Linked DNA regions of Homo sapiens: region 2 is linked to region 1. A link is a loop called in an ENCODE intact Hi-C map of the cell type or tissue named here. Cell type or tissue: heart left ventricle. All regions are shown on one strand. Links, peaks and the distances in the headings refer to the core of each region. The heading gives the core; the rest is flanking DNA. Region 1 has its middle 69 kb from the start of PAPPA. Region 2 holds the start of LINC00474 (long intergenic non-protein coding RNA 474).

Evidence for each region. A loop is a pair of places that touch in the nucleus more often than their neighbours do. Peaks named below come from ENCODE experiments on the same cell type or tissue, not always from the same donor. Only the 100,000 strongest peaks of a DNase experiment are listed, where the experiment ranks them.
Region 2: it touches region 1 in a loop (2.4-fold over the local background); 2 of 110 quality-filtered maps call a loop at or near these places.

What each region holds. Positions count from the first base shown.
Region 1 is chr9:116,079,728-116,090,170 of GRCh38, reverse strand. No RefSeq gene overlaps it. Among named protein-coding and RNA genes, the nearest start is that of PAPPA, 69 kb to the left of the region's middle. In heart left ventricle, for the core only: no CTCF peak of the experiment used is centred there; no DNase peak of the experiment used is centred there; H3K27ac peaks cover 1,163 bases.
Region 2 is chr9:115,919,555-115,929,997 of GRCh38, reverse strand. It overlaps LINC00474 (long intergenic non-protein coding RNA 474), which reads left to right and starts at 4,791. Exons shown (of 3, transcript NR_024032.2): 1 at 4,791-4,975. In heart left ventricle, for the core only: no CTCF peak of the experiment used is centred there; no DNase peak of the experiment used is centred there; H3K27ac peaks cover 760 bases.

The sequences.
Region 1 (10,443 bases), core at 764-8,763:
TTTGGTAACATTGGAAGTGGTGATGAGTTCTTCCATCAACAACTGCATTATGACTGCTGGTTTTTCTTGTGATGTTCAGAGCTGTTGATGATTAGTAATTGGATCTATCAATTCACTGGGGAGAGGGAGTTCAAAATAGTCTAATTTTATTTTATTTTTTGCATTTATCTACTGGGATATTTTTATAAAAATCACATTCCATTACCTACTATTTAGTTAACCAGTGGTACAGTTGCTATAGGAAGGGCAGGATAAATGCTTGAGTCTTTCCCTTTATTCACCAATTTTCAAGGTAATGAATTGGTTTTAATCTCATCTTATATGAAGTTGAGTTCCATTTACATTAATTTAAATGTACTTGATGGATTTAATCAGATTTTAATTTTTTTCATTTTTAATTTTTTTTGACACAGGGTTTTGCTTTGTTGCTTAGGCTGGAGTGCAGTGGTGCAATCATGGCTCACTGTAGCCTTAACTTCCCCAGCTCAAGCAATCCTCCCACTTCAGCCTCCAGAGTAACTGAGACTACAGGTGTGTGTCAACACACCTGGATAATTAAATTTTTATTTTTATTTTTATTTTTGTAGAGATGGTGTCTCATTATGTTCCCCAGGCTGGTCTTGAACATTTGGGCTTAAGAAATTCCCCCACCTCAGCCATCCTAAGTTCTGGGATTTATAGGCATGAGCCAGGCCCAGATTTTTAAATCTTTGAGAAAATAAAGGTCCTTGACAAAATATAGAAATTTTCAGGGAGAATTTCAACACCACTCTCATATAGAGCTATGGGACAAAGTAATCATTTAAAAGCCACACATCTATTTATTGGGAACTTAATGTGCACATGAAACACTTTTTTCTTTAGAAAAATATTCCCTCTTCCCAAAGGAGGTCACCTTCACACTATTAATGAAAAAACACTTAAGGTAAGAAGAAACAGAATGGGACAGTGCTTTATAGGAAAATTAGTAAGAGTGTACCCTTTTTCTTCTCCATATCTTTCTTTTTCTCCTCTTTCTTGTCTTTTTTCCTTTTGAGTATGGAGTGCTGAAAATGTACTTGAATTTTCAAGTACAGACTCCAAATTAAAAGACAGAGCAAGAATCTCTTCAAAGTCTTCTATGCAACATTGGATTAATGAAGCTCTCCAGTTTTGTGGTTCAAATCAGGGAAGGCAATGAGGAAGTTGATGGTATGGTTGGCTTGTCAAACAGGCTCTGATATGTCATGCAGGCACAGTGTAGAATCCAAGTCTCCATGAAACCAAGGATGGATAATGTGGTTCATATAGAAAGGTTAAATATGGATGTTTCTTTTTTCTTTGACAATCCTTTCAGTATTTATACTTTTGGTTTACTCAGTGAAAAAAGCTGAATATAGCAGTGTTCTGGGAATTGTAAGGGAGTTAAAAGTGAAAGAGATTGTACTCTGCATCGTACACTCTACCACTTATTTTATGGCTGGATAATTTTTGGGAAATTCCTTAAACACTTTGAGCCCAATGTTTCTTAATTGTTAAATAGAAAAGAAGCATGTCAGTCTACTTTGCAAGGTCATTGCGGGCATTCAACAAAGTAATTTCTGTGAAGTGCATGGCGCAACACTGAGCACAGACCAAGCACTCCAAATATATTGGTTTCCTTTTTTTTTTTTTTTTTTTTTTTTTTGCCTCCTGGCTTTCAACCAATCTTAGAAACGTATTTTTTTTTCTATGTGAAAAACTAATGGAATTGGAAAAACTCAGGTAAATGAGTACTTATAGCAATTTTCTGGTAATGAGTTATTATACAAAAAACAAACAATTAATTTTTTTTTTTTAAAAAAGAAACAGAAAGGGAAGATGGGAGGATTTTTGTAGAGGGATATAAAGGCAAGAAAAACAGAAAGGAGGGAACAGAGACACAGATACAAAGATGAAATGCTGCAAGCCATACATAGGGATCAGTTTACAACTGGGTGAGCTGTAGTTGAAGGTGGACATAAAGATGTAGGGGTAATTGAAACTGGAAAGCTAGACTTGTGGATGGGTGGAGGCACTGATGTGACCCTGAGAAAGGATGACTAAGCTCTCAGTGGGTAATGACACGTCTGTATCTAAACATAAAACATTAAAAAAATCAAAATAGGTGTTTGGTGACTCAAACCTAGGGAGAGATTCCTCAAACACTGGTGAGAACAAAAACACCAAGGAAGGAAGAATATTTTGGGGAAGATTAATTATGTTTGAATAAAGTTGTTTATTTTCATTGCTATAAAACAGCCTCACGATTCAGCTTTCTTCTGGCAAATGACATCTCCACCAGGAAACACCCATGGATTTCTGTGCCTCACGCTGAGTTCCATCTGTTGCTGTGTTGCTCAATGGCAAAAGGCACCCATATTTTCCCTTGCAGAAGATATATTTATTTCTTGATATGCACAAAGTCAGAAGCATATTTCTTTTGGCTTATTTGATTTCATAAAGGGGCAACCACAGTAAATTCTAAATATTTAAAATCTGATTAATTCATTCAAAAACTGCTATGCAACAATGTTGTCATTGAGAAGTGATGCAGATGGAAAAGAGTCTTATCTTCCTCCTGATAACTGAGAAACCAATTACAAGGGGATAATCATTTGTCTCCAGAGGAAGGCAATGTGAGGTAGTGAAAGGGGAACTGGGCTAGGAGTCAACACTTTTGTAGTCTTCTATGAGCTCAGTGGCAGCCTGCTTGTGTAATCGTGGCAGTCTCATGACTGCCTGTGTATTCAAAAGGGCACAGGTTTTAGAGACACATTGGCTCAAGTTAAATTTCTATTTTTATCACTTACTAGGTATACAGCCTTGGGCTGTGCTCTGAGTACCAGTGTACTCACATGAAGTATTTTAATAGTCATTAGCTACCTGTATTGCCAGATATGAGACACTAAATTAAGCACTTATTTGTTGATCAGGCCCACAGATAATATTCATACAAAGTAAATTTTCCTCTCCCTATAATTTAACTGAGTCTCTTTAATTGCAGATGAAGGCAATAAATTCATGCCAGTTCTAGGAAGTTGCATGATTCAAATAAATATATATATTTGTGTATAGAGATGAGAAGCTTTATAAATTGTAATAGTATTGCTATTTGAAACTGTTCTTATTTTGGCACAAGATGCCAAAAATAAAGAAATTATGAGAGGAAAAATAAGGGTGCAAACAATGATAAAGTATTATGTGGCAGATACCATGCTAGGTGCATTTATTTATTAGTTGTGTAAGCCAGGGGGCAAGAAATACTAGTTGCTGTAGTAAACAATCCCCAAAAAAACATTTATGTACAGTGATCACAGTCCAATATGGCTGGAGCAGCTTTTCTCTATCTGAGTGACATCTTTCATCTCAGACCTCTTCCAGGACCTTAGAGTCCTTCCCTGGATTTTTTTTAAACATCTAACTGATAACTAGGGAAGGATTAGTGGGTAGAAAGTTCTGAGGTCCAGGGGAAGAAATGGCCTATGTCACAACTGCCCCATTCTTTTGGCTAGATTTAGGTACCAATGCCCTTACTTAGATATAAAGAGCCTGGGCAATAAAAACTACTTATGTGCCCAGAAGGAAAATAAAAAAATTTGCAAAGCACAGTTTTACCTCTCTTGTGTTATCTCATTTAATCTTCATAAAATTATTACGAGACAGCTTATAATAAATACTTTACAAATAAGATAACTGGAGTTTATGGCTGTTAAATAACTTGCCCAAATTCACATGATTAGCAATAGGCAAGCTGGCATCCCTTAAATTACCTTTAATTGCTCAGGCTTTGAATTGGCAGCACAGACAGATCAACTTGGAGGGAGGTATATCTGCATACTCAGATTGGGTTGACAGAGTGAGAATGACCCTCAAAATATTAAAATAGTTATGGTTTGGAGAATATGCTTTCAATGCCTAATAACCAACAGCCCCAAATAAATATTATAAGGAATTATCTTCTCTAGAAAGAAATTTGCAGCAAAATTACAGTTTGTGAGAAATATTAAGACCCTTCAGGCATTTAAGGACTTACTTAGAGACACAGAATACAAACAAAATATGGAAAAAGTCCTTGTCCTACAAAGGTTCTGGCTTAGTGGAGAAAACAGGACAAATGCTTGTGTAACATTTAATGAAAATGATGTTATTAGGATAAGAAGGCATACTTGTAGAGTGCTATACAGACTGATTTATTAAGAAATTGGACTCTGTGGTTAGAATATCAGGGTTTGAATTTTTTCTCTACCGCTTCCTATATGTGTGTCTTTGGGTGAACTGTTTCTGTTCCCTGAGTCCCAGTTTTCTCATTTGCAAATGGAGAATTTGTAAATAGGAAAAGAAGTTTATATATGTATATAAGCCAAACCATAAACATATATATATATATGGTTTGGCTTAAAGCAGATGTTGGGAAATGCTTTCTTTCTCCTTTCTTTTTCCTTTCATGTAATAATACTAACAGAAATAATTTTTTTAAACTACCATTTATTGGCCAGGCACAGTGGCTCACGCCTGCAATCCCACACTTTGGGAGGCCAAGGTGGGCTGATCACAAGGTCAGGAGACAGAGACCATCCTGGCCAACACAGTGAAACCCCATCTCTATTAAAAATACAAAAAAAAAAATAGCCAGGCGTGGTGGCGGGCACCTGTAGTCCCAGCTACTCAGGAGGCTGAGGCAGGAGAATGGCGTGAACCTGGGAGGTGGAGCTTGAAGTGAGCTGAGATCATGCCACTGCACTCCAGCTTGGGTGACAGAGTGAGACTCTGTCTCAAAACAAAACAAAACAAAACAAAAAAACCTACCATTCATTACAAGTCTACTCTGTTCCTACTTGATATACTAGGTAGTTATATGCATGATTCTATTTAATTCTCAGGAGTCTCTTATTTAAGAGACAAAGTCATGTGCCTAACATCATGTCAAAGTGGTAGAGATGTAGTTGGAACCCTGGTCCTCTGGCCTCAAATCCACAAATACCACCTAGCTTTGTACTTTAGCAGCATGGGCCATCTTTTCCAATCATTAGTTGTGTTTTGATTCTCTTTAGCCTGTGTATTTAGGCACTGAGACTATTTTCTTGAATACTTCTGGTGTTTGAGGATGCATGCCTCCTTTAAACCTTACAGTATTTATCAAGCAACTTCTTGCTTATAAATTTTTTTCTGTTGAACCAAAATTTCTCCTCATATAACTTTCATTCATCAGTCATAGTTCTGCAGTCTGGGGTTTACACAGAGGAAGTCAGCTTCTGCCTTGAGGCTACCACTTGAACATTTGAATACATTTGTGATGAGCCTTAGGACTTTTCTTCTATGGAAAAATAATCCTGAGGCTTTCAACTTCTCTACGACATCTAGGCCCTTCACCTACCAGTATAGTGACTTCTGGACAGCTTATACTTTGTCATTATCTTTCTAAAAGTACTGTGCCCAGAAGCAGAGGTGGTTTCCAGTTAGAGGCCAGAACACTGTGCAGCAGACACTGTCCTGGACTCAGCAATCTCATTCATAAGAGCCTGAGATCCCATTAGCTTTCTTGGCAGCCTTATCCCATCATTGGCTCATGCTTTCCTTCCAGTCATTGTATATGCCTCAGGTGGTGAACTACAGAATGTCAGGGCTAAGAGAAACCTCAAAGATCATTTTTTGACAAAGAATGAATTGAAGCATAGCCATCCAGTTCAGTGGCTAGAAGAACGATTCATGCATCCCTCTTCCCATCTATCCACCCACCCAACAACTGTGTTTTAAGTTCCCTTTGTGTGTCAGTCTCTGTGCTGACTGCTGAGTGTACAGTGGCATACAGAATGGAAATGTTCCCTGCCCTCTTGGAGCCAACAGTCCAGAGAAGAAAACAGACTCTAATCAAGTAATGTCAAATGGAACATATTACACACCCGGTGATGAAGACTGTAGAAGATCAGAGGGCTGTGAGAAAATATAATGAGGGACCTGATATAGCCCAGAGAGAAGCCCTGCGGATCCTCAATTCAAAGGTCTCTTCTTACTGCACAGCTCTCCTTTGTCATTTAATTCACCGTAGGTAGTAAAATAAAGATAGCTACAAATTCTTTGACATTCTTTCATCTGAGATGCATGTCCATTTTCCTCCCCTAGAAACAAGTGATGCTGTGCCCATTCCAAGTCCAGCCTTGAAGAACTCTGATAGATTTCACCTTGAGTCTGCAACTGCCAAGTAGAAAATATGATTATCCTGCAGGAGAGACCACACAGAAGCACCTTGAGACTTAATGGAAAGAGAAAGAAGGGATCTGAATGAACCCAATCTTTCAGACTTCCCCACCAAGGTGTCCTCCAGACCAGCCCAGCCATCAGCTGAATACCACTGAGTGACCCCAGGTGGGGCTAGATGGAGTTGAGGAGTTGCCTAGCCAAACTGCTCAAATTTCTGACCTACAAAATTATGAGCTGTAGTAGAAGTGCTGTTTTTTAAGACTTGAGGGTAGTTTCACATGCGGCAATATATAATCAGAACATTGTATTTCCCCCTTTCTCCCTTCCATTTAGAAAGGTTTTTTTTTCTTTTTCTTTTTTTTCTTTTAAATTTCAGCACCCAAAAGCTCACATGATTTGATTCACTAAATATGCATTTTATACCATGCTAGAGGCAGTGGGGGAATAGATATTATTTGGCTATATATATATATATATATACACACATATATAACATTATTAAGAATACAAGTTTTGGAGACAGATCTTGATTTGGATCCCAGCTCTGCCAGTTATCAACTGAATCATCTTGAGAAAGTTTCTTGACTTCTGAGCCTCCTTTTCACCATTTTTAATGCAGAGATAAAAATGTGTGACTTTGTAAGTTTGTTGTAGGTTATGAAAGATAAAATATATGTGAAAACCTTATTGCAGCTTTCTGGCATATAGTGAGTGTCCGATACTATGGCTATTTTAAAAAGCATTATTTTAAACATGTAATCTTTGTCCTTAAGAATTTTACTGAATCGCGGGAGAGATAGAAAGCATCAGTGCCGTAATGAACTCCATGATGGAGGAAAGTGTAGGATACCATGGGGACATAGAGGAAGGATATTCATTCCAGTCTTGAGGAAAGTGAAGAGGGAAGACTGTCCAGAAGAAATGACATTGAGAATTAGACCTGAAGAACTAGCAACAGTTAACCATGTTAACGCGAAGGGCTAACTTCATTTTATGAATGCAGGAAATCCGTTCTTGTACTGTCTGACCTATTTATTTTTAAAAAGTGAAGAGGTAGACCATGAAGGTAACTATGTGCCAAATGCCAAGGGGAGAAAGGAAGTTGGCCAGTTCAGTAAATGGTAGGTGGCTTTTCATCACTGGAGCATGGTATCCGATTTTCCCATGTCTGGTTAAACTTGACCCATTGAATCTTCTGGGACCCTGACTCTAGTCTAGGGTATTAACTATGCTTGCTATACAATCTTCATTTCAGAACAGGTAAGTGATATTAATTATCCTTCTCTAAATAATTGCTGGAAATTTTGAGCAGAACTAGACTTGGCCCCTATACTCAGAGCTCCACTGTTAGAATTTTCCCCCTGCCTGGACACACACACAAAACCTTCATATAGAATGAGGTCAACAAGAATATTAAAAATCACGTGTGGAAATAACCCACTATAAAGGACAGCAAACAGAATAGGTAACAACCCCAAGTATATGAGATAACAAAACCGTTTAAATTAAATACATATACATTTATAATGTACACATTAGTATATGCTACATTATATAATACTTATTATATTTATATACATTATATAAACATATATGCTCATATGTAAGATTTATACGTTCCAAGAAATAGAGATAGAAATAATTATGAAAAACTACTATAAAAGCAAAATAAATTTTCTAAAAAGAACAGAAAGTCTGAAAATTAACTTTATAATCTGAAATATATGAAGTCAGTAGACAGTTTTAAACACAACTTAAGAAAGGACTGGTAAAACATAAAGTAAAATAGAATACATTTTAGAAAATTGCTCAGAGTAGCACAGCAACCTAAAGATTTTCAAAACAAAGTTGTAAGATAAGGAGCCTGCATGATTTGATCCTTCCAAGGGCATAGCTTCTTGACCCAACAAATATGTCCTGCTTTTTGCCATTCTTCTCATCTCAAACTGTATTTACTCTCCTCCTAATTCATTCCATCCTTCCTGCCAAAATGTGGCAGGCTCAACAGCACTGAGGCGGTGATTCCAGTGCTAGGAAAGACAGGGGAGATTCCAGGAACTACTTGAGCAACTGGAGTTATAATGCATGTCCTAAGAAAGCATGCCAACACGTTTCTGGAATATTCTGAACTGCATAGAGCTATAAATCTTCAACTTCACAATGTTCCCTATTCTGTTCTTATACTTTTAAAAAAAGCAGGGTTTTCTTTTTTTGGTTTGATTTTTAACATAGTTAGTAGTTATCTAAATTGAATATGATCTCAGTAAAGAGTTCTTTCTCTTCCAACCTTCCACAATCCACAGACAACCTCCACCAGTGAATTAAATATTTGGTCATCCTTCAGTTAGTTATTTCTGGAGTCATTATAATATAAGTCATTTTTACAGGAATTTATGGGCACTTAAACCTAGGTAGTGTCTGTAACTGTGTTTTATGGGCAACATAAATGATTCTGGGCCTTTCTCCCCTTTTCTTGTCTGTTTGCATCACAAATAATCATATATCATAATCAGAGATGTCTAGCTCATACTAAATTTTCTTTGCCTGATGCTGTAGGTAGGATATAGACGTGCAGATGGGTGATGGCCTGGTAGAAGGGTGGATGACAAGAAGAGGGATTTTGTTATCTCTTGTGGGGGCAAGTACTATTGAGTTGCATAAAAGTCTGCATTAACTGGCTTTTTATGGACACTGCTAATGGTTTTATTACAACTGCAAATGTCCCAAGGTAGAAACCATCTCAAAGAGATCAAAACAAGTTGTTAGCTATGGTGCTTGGTGGGGCGGGGGAGGGCACTGTTATGCCCTGAATTTGATCCCTCACCCCCAAATTTATGTATTGAAGTCCTACACTCTCCCCATCCCAGTACTTCAGAATGGGGCCATATATTTGGAGATATGGCCTTTAATGAGGTCACTAAAGTAAATTGTTGGAGGTTTCTAATTCTACGTGACTGGTGTTTTTATAAGAAGAGGAGATGAGGGCACAGATAGCATGAAAACCGAGGAATGACCATGTGAAGACACAGAGAGAAGGGGAACAAGTTCCCACACGCTGTGATCTTGGATTTTTAGCCTCCTGATTTGTGAGAAAATAAATTTCCAGTGTTCAAGCCACCTAGTCAGTGGTGTTTTGTTATGCTGCCTAACAAAAAAAGGCAGAGGCCAGCAACAAACCTCAGGCGGGCTGGGATGGGGCCGTAGGGCAAGTGAGGCACTCCCTCTCATGACCACAAGGACAGCCTCAGGGCCTTGCAACCCGGGACTGAAGGCCTTCTGAGGTGCCTCAGCCTGGTCCCAGCTCCACCCCAGACAACTGTCAAGAGACCACCTGGCACCAAACAACCACTCAAACTTCACAATGGGGGCATTCGAACTGAGATTATAACTCTCTGGAAGTTCCCTGGAGTTTTTCAAAAAAGGATCTGTGTTTAGCCTGACAATGGCTGTGTTTTCCTATTCATTCATTCATTCATTCATTCATTCAGAAAATTCTAGTGAGTGTCTAGCACATCCAGGGAACTGTGTTAGGTTCTAAAAGGGAGTAGCAATCAAAAGACATTATTAAGCACCCACTATGTGCCAGTTCTATACTAGGCCCTTAAAAAGCAGGTGCTTCTGTAAGTATTTTAAAGTAACTTCTTCAGATAAGGTGCTGAGCTCATGTCTGTGGAAGGGAGGCAGAGTTGAACAGCACACGGGTGTGCCCACCATTGGCTCACAATCTTTCTGTGGAAACAGGTAAGTCAAAAATAACTCTTCCACAAGGCTCTAGTTATAACAGAAAGGCAGACATACCTTTTAGGAGTACGGGGAAGGAAAAAAACACCCCATCATTTTAACTGAGGGGATTTGAGGAGTCCTTGTAAAAGATGTGGGTTACCGGTTGTCAAAAAACAAAATTAAAACAAGTTTCGTTTAAAGATTTGAATTGGCTTTTATTCACAATTCTAGAACTGGGCAGCAAGTTTAAAAAATTTGGGGGCTGCAACATAGATCACTATGGACTTTCAATGAAAGTGATGTATAGAGACAGCTGAATTGGTTACAACTTGGCATTTTGCTTTGTTTGAATTAGCTAACCTGCCATTGACTAGGGCTTGACTGCTGGGATTGACAGAGACTCAGCCACTTGTGGCAAGTCAGGCTTTGAGATACTCCTAAGTCAGCTACTCCTAAGTCAGGCTTTCAGCTACTCCTAAGTTAGCTACTCCTAAGTCACACTTTCAGCAACTCCTAAGTCAG
Region 2 (10,443 bases), core at 864-8,863, 160 kb after region 1:
ATCTTTTTTTTTCTTTTTGATAGCATAGAGGTCAGGAGTTATGACTAAATCATCTGCTTGGCATTTTCCATACTTTTTTGAAAATGTCCTCTGTCCATAACAAAGCTGGAATATAAGAACCTATGTTCTGTGTTCATGTCAACCAACATTATATCCGACAGGGCAGAATGTAATAAAATGGCAGCTGGAAGGGGCTCAGCATATGGTACCCGCTGTCAAAAAAGTCACAGGATCCTAGAACTTCCGACCTCTCAGAGCCTCTTTTTCCTTATCAATAAAATCAGTAGATTTCCACCTCAACCACTCTAATTAAAAACAATGTTTACAAGGCCGGGCGTGGTGGCTCTAGCCTGTAATCCCAGCACTTTGGGAGGCCGAGGCGGGTGGATCTTAAGGTCAGGAGGTCCAGGAGAAGATCAGCTGACCAACATGGTGAAACCCCATCTCTACTAAAGAAAAAAAAAATTAGCCAGACGTGGTGGCACATGCCTGTAATCCCAGCTACTCGGGAGGCTGAGGCAGGAGAATTACTTGAACCCGGGAGGCAGAGGTTGCAGTGAGCCAAGATCACACCACTGCACTCCAGCCTGGGCGACAGCGTGAGACTCCTTCTCAGAAAACAAACAAACAAACAAACAAACAGACAAAAAAACCATGTTTACAAAACAGTAGGTTAAATGCTAGAGCAGAGCAGTATCAAAAGCACAGGCCCTGAAGGTGAGTAGACTTGGTTTTAAATCTTGGCCATACTACTTACTGGTGGTTTAAGCTTGAGCAGTCATTTAGTCTCATGGAACCTCAGATTTTCCATATGGAAAACATGGATAACACTTGCCCTCTCTCCTCTTCTGGTGATGCATCAGAACAATGTAAATAGGATACTTTGCACAGTGTTTGACACATAATAAATGCTCGCTAAATGGTAGCTTATTTCATCATTATGGTATTATTAAACAATATTATCATTTGGTCCCTAGTAAATATGCATTTATGGGGTAGTGTTAAACAGAGAGACTTTATGAGAAGCAGCCTCATAAAGCTCATTTTTAAAAGCTTTTTAGAGATATTGAAGAGGGTATGCGCCATTATATTGCACATTTTTCCTTCAATTAGGACCTAGGAACAAAACTGATTTCCAGCTTCAAAACAGGCAAATAACTGTTTCTTCATGGGAAGCAGTATTTTAATCATGTAACTAATTGCATTTCCCTCTTTGTTTTCTGTGCTAGGAAGCTCATATTTAAAGTTGGACTATAAATTAATACTTATCTAAATACCCCTTAATTCAAGGGTTCGTAAGACCAAAGGGAACACCAAGTCCCAGAATTATTTATTTTGTATATTTAACATGAAAGATCATTCCCTCAAGTCTCAAACTCTTATTCCTTGACAACTACTTTTCTGAAAATTGTTTCCCTTTCTTCTCATCTCGCTTCTTGCACTCTGGATGCCTCATATTTTTAATGTTTTTTACCTGCATCATCACATTTAATTACCACACAAATGCTGTAAAACAGGATACTATTATCTTCACTCTACAGCAAAGACACCTGAGGCTTAGAACAATTAGAACTAACTGATATACTAGTCTTTCACCTTCTCATCTCACTATACCCTTTCCCTGAATGATATATTTATGTGATTTAAACAATACCACTGAACTACACCAATTTTGTACCTCTAGTATTGAACTCCCTTTTGAACACCAATTATTATTTCCAAACAACTACTAGATATCCTATAGACACTGTAAAATCAACATGTTGAGAACCAAACTTAATATCACTCATCTGAAAAACACTTTTTTCTATAGACTTGTTCTTGCCTACCATAATTAATTTATACAATAAAAATTTTGAGCACTCATGTTTCTGGCACCATGCTATGTGTTTTATGTGCATTATCTCATTTAATCCTCACAGTAATTCTATACAGTGAGTTTACTATTATTTCTAGGCAAGAAGTATGTCATTTGCCCAAGGCTACCATCAAGCACCTGTTGTAGCCACTCTGATTCCAGAGACAAGACCTTAAACCAATAGCGTTTCCCCAGGTCATGTGAGCTAGAAAATCTATCTTTATGTCCTCCTTCCTTCCCAGTCATAGCCAACTAGTCATCCAGACCCGGTAATTCATAAACCAGTGATTCTCAAACTTAGCTACACATTAGAATTACCTGTGGGGCCTTACAAGCTATTGATACTCTGCTCCATGCCCAAAATTTCTGATATAATTGGTTTGGGCTGTGTGCGAGGTCCCAGAGTTGTTTAAAGCTCCCTGGGTCATTCAATGGACATCCAAATTTGAGAATAACTGATTAATTCTCTAAGCATGGATATCTGAGTCATCATTCTCACTTCTTCCGACTTAGCACTTCTATTAGTCCGTTTTCACACTGCTATAAAGAACTGCTGAGACTGGGTCATTTATAAAGGAAAGAGGTTTAATTGACTCACAGTTCTGCATGGCTGAGAAGGCCTCAGGAAACTTACAGTCAGCGGAAGGCAAAGGGAAAGCAAGGCACCTTCCTCAAAAGGTGGCAGGAAGGAGAATGAATGCAGGAAGAACTATCAAACACTTATAAAACCATCAGATCTCATGATAACTCACTCATTATCATGAAAACAGCATGGGGGAAACTGCCCCCGTAATTCAATTACCTCCACCTGGTCTCTCCCTTGACATGTGGGGATTATGGGGACTACAATTAAAGATGAGATTTGAGTGGGGACACAAAGCCTAATCATATCAACTGTTTTCACCATTTTCTCCCAGATGTCACAAGGCCCCTAACCCAGCATCCTGTCTCCCTTTTTATCCCTTGCCATCCATCTTCCCTGATGGCTGTCAGAGTGACCTCAATGAAGCACAGATCTGACCAACCCACAACCTAGATTAAACGTGGCAATGGCTTCCTACCACCCTTAAGGCATCTTCATCTCCTTGTTTTTACCTGCTAAGCTCTTTTCCTTGAGTAGATCTCATACTCTTGCTACAGCCTCTGCCTGAAGACCACTTTCTGCATTTAGCAATGGTTTAATCCATTCTGTAGGCTTATGTTTAGATGCCATCTGTCTTTGAGATATTCTTTGTATAACTACATCCCTAAGGAAATCAATTGCTCCCTCCTCTGTGCTCTTAAAGCACAAAGCTGTTAAAATACTGATAATTTTACGCTAACTAGGCTGCGCTAGATTGTAAGCTCACTGTGAGCAGGCAATGTTTCATTCATTTTTCCGTCCTATGGGTACAGCACACAGTATAATAAATTGCTATAAGGAACTAATAATAACAGTTATTGAATAAACAAAGAAATATATTAATAAACACTTAATTGTTCTTTTCAAATGTAACTGTCTGATTTTTTTTCTCTCTTTAATTCAAGTAGGATAGTTTCATATCTAAAAGAGATTTCTAAAATGGTACCCCATGGTTGGCAACCAGAGAGATAAAGGTCTGGCTCCTGGCCTCTTATATAAATTGTTGCACTGATTTTGAGAAAGTGAGTTAGCCTTTTGACACAACAGTTTTCTAATCTGTAAAATGGACACAATAATTTTATGAACTTATTTCACAGAGTCATTAAGAGGGTTTAATGAGATAATAGCTCTAAGACACTTAGCATAGTATCTGGCACGCAGTAAGTACTCAAAAATTATTTTTATTTTCTTCTCCACAAAGCCCTCCTTGCTTATGCCAAGCCTCAGTGATGCCTCTCTTTTTCTTTCTTGTGTGGATTTATTTACTTAATCAATATTAATTGAAGGTCCCATACTCATGACATATGCTTCTCTAAAGTGCTGTGAGATATATGTCTCACAATTATTCGCTGTCAATTAATATTTATTATTTATGTATTATTAGATTAGTTACATATATATCAGTGGAGAGGACCAGTGTTGCCCGTAGGAGCTTACTTTCTAGTATGGGAAATGAGATAAAATATACAAAATAAATAAGATATATAGAATACATGATGGAGGTAAGTGCTATGGAGAAAAAGAAAACACGAGAGGGAAACAGAAAATAAACGTTGGGATAGGATTTTAATTTTAAGAAAAGGGGTCAGGTACGTCTTTGCTGAGAAAGTCTCATCTGAGTGAAGACCTGAAGGAGATGTGGAAATCAGCCGTGTAGGTTTCTGGGGGACAGAATTTCAGACAGAGGGGACAGCAGGCAGGCTAGTGTGGCCAGAGCAGAGTGGCAGGGATGGGGGTGGGGTATAAGTGGTGAGTTCAGGGAGGGAACAGGGAGTATGGTCCTGTCAGTTGTTTTAAGGTCTTTGGATTTTACTCTGAATAAAACGAGAGGCCTTTGGAGAGCTGTCAGTTCCGGAACCACAAGTCTAACAGGTTTATTAGGATCACACTGGTGACTGAGTTAAGACCAGGCTGTATGGGGCAAATACAAAGGAAGAGCCTCCAAGAAGTAATCTGGGTGAGAGAAGACTGAGAGTTGCAGCAGGCTGGTCACAGGGCAGATGATGAGAAATTGCTGGATCCAGGATGTATTTGGGAGGTAACACAAACCAGTTTGCCATCAGATTGGGTGTGGGGTGTAATCAAAAGAGGCTTTTTGTTCCGAGCAACGGGAAAGATGAAGTTGCCATGAACTGAAATTGGGGAGTCCATCAGAGGAGTAGGTTTAATGGAGAAAAATGGGGACTTCAATTTTGAAAATGATAAGTTTGAGACACCCAAGGAGAGATAGCAAGTATGCTGTTGTATATATCAAGCTGAAGTTTAAAGAAGTGGTACAGAATAGAGGAAATTTGAGCTATTGGTATGCAGGTGGGATATGAAGCATGAGACGGAATGAGGTCACCAAGAGAGTGAATGTATATAAAGCAAAGAGGGTGTCCAAGGGCTGAGTTCTGAGATACTTCAATAGCAGAAGATGATGCTGAGAAGCAGAAGCCAGCTAAAGAGACTGAGAAAGTGCTGGTGGTGAAGCACCAGGAAAATCAACAGATCATGTAAGATGTCTCAGATGCCAAGTGAAGAAAGCATTTTAAGGACAAGGAGGCAGTCAACTGTATTATATGTTGCTAATCAGCAAACCAAGATGAGAATTGATGTTTGACTTTTGTGTTTAGCAATGTGGGTGTCAATCATTATAATAATTAGGTTTATATATAATAACCTTGATAACAACAATTTTGGTGGAGAGTGAAGGTGAAACTGTGATTTAAGAGTGATGAAGAGAAAATGAGTAGAAAGCTTATTCATCAGCTATGGGTTTTATACAAGTTACAGAACCTCAAATCCTCCCTCCCTCTGTTCCTCCCTCCCTCTGTTCCTCCCTCCTTCCATTTCTCCCTCTCCCACTCCCTTCCCTTCCCTTCCCTTCCTTTACCTTCCCTTCCCTTCCATCCCCTTCCCTTCCATCCCCTTCCTTCTTTCCTCCTTTCCCCAATCTGTAAAGCAGAATGATAGTATCTTTTTTATGTATGTAAATCATGACAATATATGATATGTCATCAATAAAAGTAGCCTCTTCCTGCTCTTTTAGGATCCTATGTCTTGTGTTCTCAGTGGCTGTGATAGTATTTGCACGAGTAGGTGTCCATTAAATGTCCATGGATGGAGACGAATTAGGTCCTTAATTCTGCTTCTGACCCAGGTGTCTGGTTATTTGTTTGGTGCAAACAACAAAGAGTTCCTGTTAAAGGTGATAGCTGAATGTTGGAGGCCACTACCAGCTTTTCAGGAAAGAAGCCTTTTGGCTCAGAATTTCATGGAGCTTCTGACTGTAAATAAAAATTGCATTGACTTCTGCTTGGAAGTGGGGATGGGAGGTCTGAGAGTAAGTGCACTCTGTCCAGGGCAGCCTCCTGCGGAAATGATTTCCAGAGCAGAATGCCAAAGTGCTTTCGTAAATGACTCTGGCTCACCCCTTTCTCTATCTTCTGCCCTGTGTATACAACATTTATAAAAATAAACAGTTGCTGGAGGCATTTGGGAGGAAGCCAAGGTGAAGCACCCAGCAAAAGAAACAGATACACCAGACAACTCAGAACTCCCAAGAACAGTATAAGTTTTCAGAGGAGGAAACAGAGGGACTAGCGGATGTTTGGGAGGATGGTGATAGGAGAGGAATGTATGAGTTTTAGAGTTTCCATTCTTTCCACTCTTGGCTTCTCTTTTCATGCACCATAATGTTATAAGTGAATGAGAGTGAATGAACTTCTCCACTGGACTGCATGATCCTTGAGGGAAGGGACCCTCAAATGAGTACTCATTTTTGGATTTGGGTTATTGATCCAAATATGATACATTTATCAAATACCTACTTCATGACAGGAACTCTGCTCCTACAACCACATTCATCATGCATTAGATGCTCCATAGTTAAATGAACATTCCTTCACCCTTAAGAGTTAGTACTGCATTTGCTCTACTGGGCGCAGTGAACATGTCATATCCTCATAAAAGCCAGATCTAAACTCCCACCATAGGCAGAATAAGGCTTTTCCTCCTGTAAACTTCATGGCTTTTCAGATTTCCCTCACTGAAAGATCTGTAATAGAAGCTCACTGAGTGTGAGGCTTGGCTTTGCTTACCTGTACACCCCACTGCCTAGAACAGTGCCAGGCATATAGTAGTTGCTATGGTCTGAATGTTTGTGACTCCCCCAAACTGCAAAATTCATGTTAGAATCCAACATGATACAATAGCATTAGGAGGTGAGGCCTTTTGGGAAGTTATTAAGTCCTTAGGGCTCTGCCCTCATGAATGGGATTAGTGCCCTTATAAAAAAGGTTCAAGAAAGGTATCTTGCCCCTTCCACCATGTGAGGATACAGAAAGTGCCATCTAAGAGGAACAGGCCCTCATCAGACACTGAATCTGCTAGTGCCTTGACCTTGGACTTCCCAGCCTCCATAAATATAAGCAGCAAAATCTGTTGATTATTAATTATCCAGTTTAAGCTATTAATATTTTGTCATAGCAGCCTGAAAAGATGAAGTCTGTAGGTATCCCATTAATATGAACAAATGATTAGTACCCAATTCCTCATTATTTTAAAGTCAAATATTTTGAGTCTGTCTCTATTAACTAGGCTGTGAACACTTTGATGGGAGAGGTGGTGCTATTTTCTTCCTAATTTTTCCATTTCATGGCATACAGAAGTGACTTAGTAAATGGTAATGGGATAAATGTATAACCAAACCTTCATTGTTTTTTATGAGTTTCTTTTAAATTATTCTTTGCTCTATAAAATCTAACATGTAATTTTATTACATAAAATGTGTATTACAAAAGAGATACAGTTAAAGGCTCTTGCTGAGATAAGGGTACTACAGGGAGTGGTGGAAGGATGTGGTATGTGTGGTATGACCCAGACTGATGCCACCAACGAGAACGTCAGAGGACGGGACATGAAAGCTAAAGAATGAATTTCAGTACATTGTGTAGTCAAGTGATAAGTAGTCCTGAATTTGGCAAGGGGTGAAGAAAGAGGTGAGAATAGGGAGATGTTTATTTGGACAAAGAAAACAGCATTTTTTATAGCATTTAAGTGATAAAGTGAAAGGAAAATAATAGAAGTTCAGGAAAATGATAGTAGTTCAAAATGGCCAAAAGGTAGATTGCAGGTGGGCAGGGGCATCCAGTGGAGAGAAGGCACAGAAGTGAGGAAGTCAGGGACCATGTCAAACAAAGCCCTGTTATTCATGAGCAGGTTAGCCTTTGCCCGCTTTCTTTCCTCAATGCTGAATCACCTATTTTCTGCCCTGATCTTCATAAACACACAGGGGCATTAGTTAGATAGGTAATCTACTAGAAAGACTAATGAGCTGATATCAAGAGAAACTAAGTCAGTTGAAAATATCTGGAAATATCCGGTTGGTAGAACTGGACCTAAATTCAAAATCTCCACACTTTGTTGTTGTTGTTGTTTTTTTTTTTTTTTTTTTTTTTTTAAGACGGAATTTTACTCTTGTTGCCCAGGCTGGAGTGCAATGGCGTGGTCTTGGCTCACTGGAACCTCCATCTCCCGGGTTCAAGCGATTCTCCTGCCTCAGCTTCCCAAGTAGCTGGGAATACAGGTGCTTGCCACCAGGCTTGGCTAATTTTTTGTGTTTAGTAGAGACGGGGTTTCACCATTGTGGTCAGGCTGGTCTTGAACTCCTGACCTCAGGTGGTCCACCCACCTCGGCCTCCTAAAGTGCTGGGATTACAGGCATGAGCCACCATGCCTGGCCAATCTCCACACTCTTAAATCCAAATGGCAGCAGTAGGAATGGAAACTAGATAACATCTTTTATGCCAATTCTAATTAACTGGTAGTGGATGTCTGTAGTCTGTTTTCAGTCTGTGATCCAACTGTGCTCTAAAGAAATGAGAACTCAGATTGATTCACCGTGATGCCTCGGGAGGGCGAGGGGGAAGAGCAGGTAGCCCCACCTGTCATGCATCCCGCATGCCCTGCAACAGCATTGTGCAATTCTTAGTTACACCACGCAGACCTCTATTTCTCGGTGAATTCTTTCTAAATGATTATGGTTCTTCATTTATCCCCTTTTTTTGTTGGAACACTTCTTCACTATGACGCATACCAGAGATTTTCCTAGAAATCCAGAAAACTGCTAGTGTGGGCCAGTCAGGCTAGTGATTACGAAATTCTCCAAATTCAAAAATGGTTCATTTGAATCAGCCAAACCAAAGAAAACTCTTACCACCAATTCCCTGCCACAGATTTTTCAAGCTAAAGTGAATTAGGGTTATCCAATTACACATATATTAACAGTGATTACTACCTTAAGATGACTGCATTTCATTGCCATAGGAAGCATTTTAGTTATTCAAGACTTAGATATTGAAAAATGTATGCAAGCTAAGGTGTCAACCCTCCCATAGTATGATGTTGGTGATATTGGTATTTTCTGTAGGTACTCACCATATATTTTCCTGCCATCATGATAGCACATTTCACTTAGCAGCTATTTTGTAAATATTTATTAAATGCATAAAGGAATGAATTAATTGATGCAACAAATAGGTCAAATAGGTAAATGAGTGAAGGCAGAAATTAATTATTCTTACCTAACGCTAATGAAACTTTTTGAGGAGAAGAACCATGTATTTTTACCTTTGTGCTGCCTTGGAGGCTAGCATGTTATCTAATATGTAATGGTTTTTTATAAAACAGATATAGATTTATTGGAATATTATCACTCCTAGTAGATTAAATGTCTTTAAATACTTTGGACTATAGTCTATGGTTATGGACTACATTCCACATGCTTTTTCAAATTCTTCACAGATTCATTTATTAAATAGGGAATCCTTTTCCCCATTGTTTGTTTTTCTCAGGTTTGTCAAAGATCAGATAGCTGTAGATATGCGGCATTATTTCTGAGGGCTCTGTTCTATTCCATTGATCTATATCTCTGTTTTGGTACCAGTACCATGCTGTTTTGGTTACTGTAGCCTTGTAGTATAGTTTGAAGTCAGGTAGCATGAGGCCTCCAGCTTTGTTCTTTTGGCTTAGGATTGACTTGGCGATGCAGGCTCTTTTTTGGTTCCATGTGAACTTTAAAGTAGTTTTTTCCAACTCTGTGAAGAAAGTCATTGGTAGCTTGATGGGGATGACATTGAATCTATAAATTACCTTGGGCAGTATGGCCATTTTCACGATATTGATTCTTCCTACCCATGAGCATGGAATGTTCTTCCATTTGTTTGTATCCTCTTTTATTTCATTGAGCAGTGGTTTGTAGTTCTCCTTGAAGAGGTCCTTCACGTCCCTTGTAAGTTGGATTCCTAAGTATTTTATCCCCTTTGAAGCAATTGTGAATGGGAGTTCACTCATGATTTGGCTCTCTGTTTGTCTGTTATTGGTGTATAAGAATGCTTGTGATTTTTGCACATTGACTTTGTATCCTGAGACTTTGCTGAAGTTGCTTATCAGCTTAAGGAGATTTTGGGCTGAGACAATGGGATTTTCTAGATATACAATCATGTCGTCTGCAAACAGGGACAATTTGACTTCCTCTTTTCCTAATTGAATACCCTTTATTTCCTTCTCCTGCCTAATTGCCCTGGCCAGAACTTCCAACACTATGTTGAATAGGAGTGGTGAGAGAGGGCATCCCTGTCTTGTGCCAATTTTCAAAGGGAATGTTTCCAGTTTTTGCCCATTCAGTATGATATTGGCTGCGGGTTTGTCATAGATAGCTCTTATTATTTTGAGATATGTCCCATCAATACCTAATTTATTGAGAGTTTTTAGCACGAAGGGTTGTTGAATTTTGTCAAAGGCCTTTTCTGCATCTATTGAGATAATCATGTGGTTTTTGTCTTTGGTTCTGTTTATATGCTGGATTACATTTATTGATTTGTGTATATTGAACCAGCCTTGCATCCCAGGGATGAAGCCCACTTGATCATGGTGGATAAGCTTTTTGATGTGCTGCTGGATTCGGTTTGCCAGTATTTTA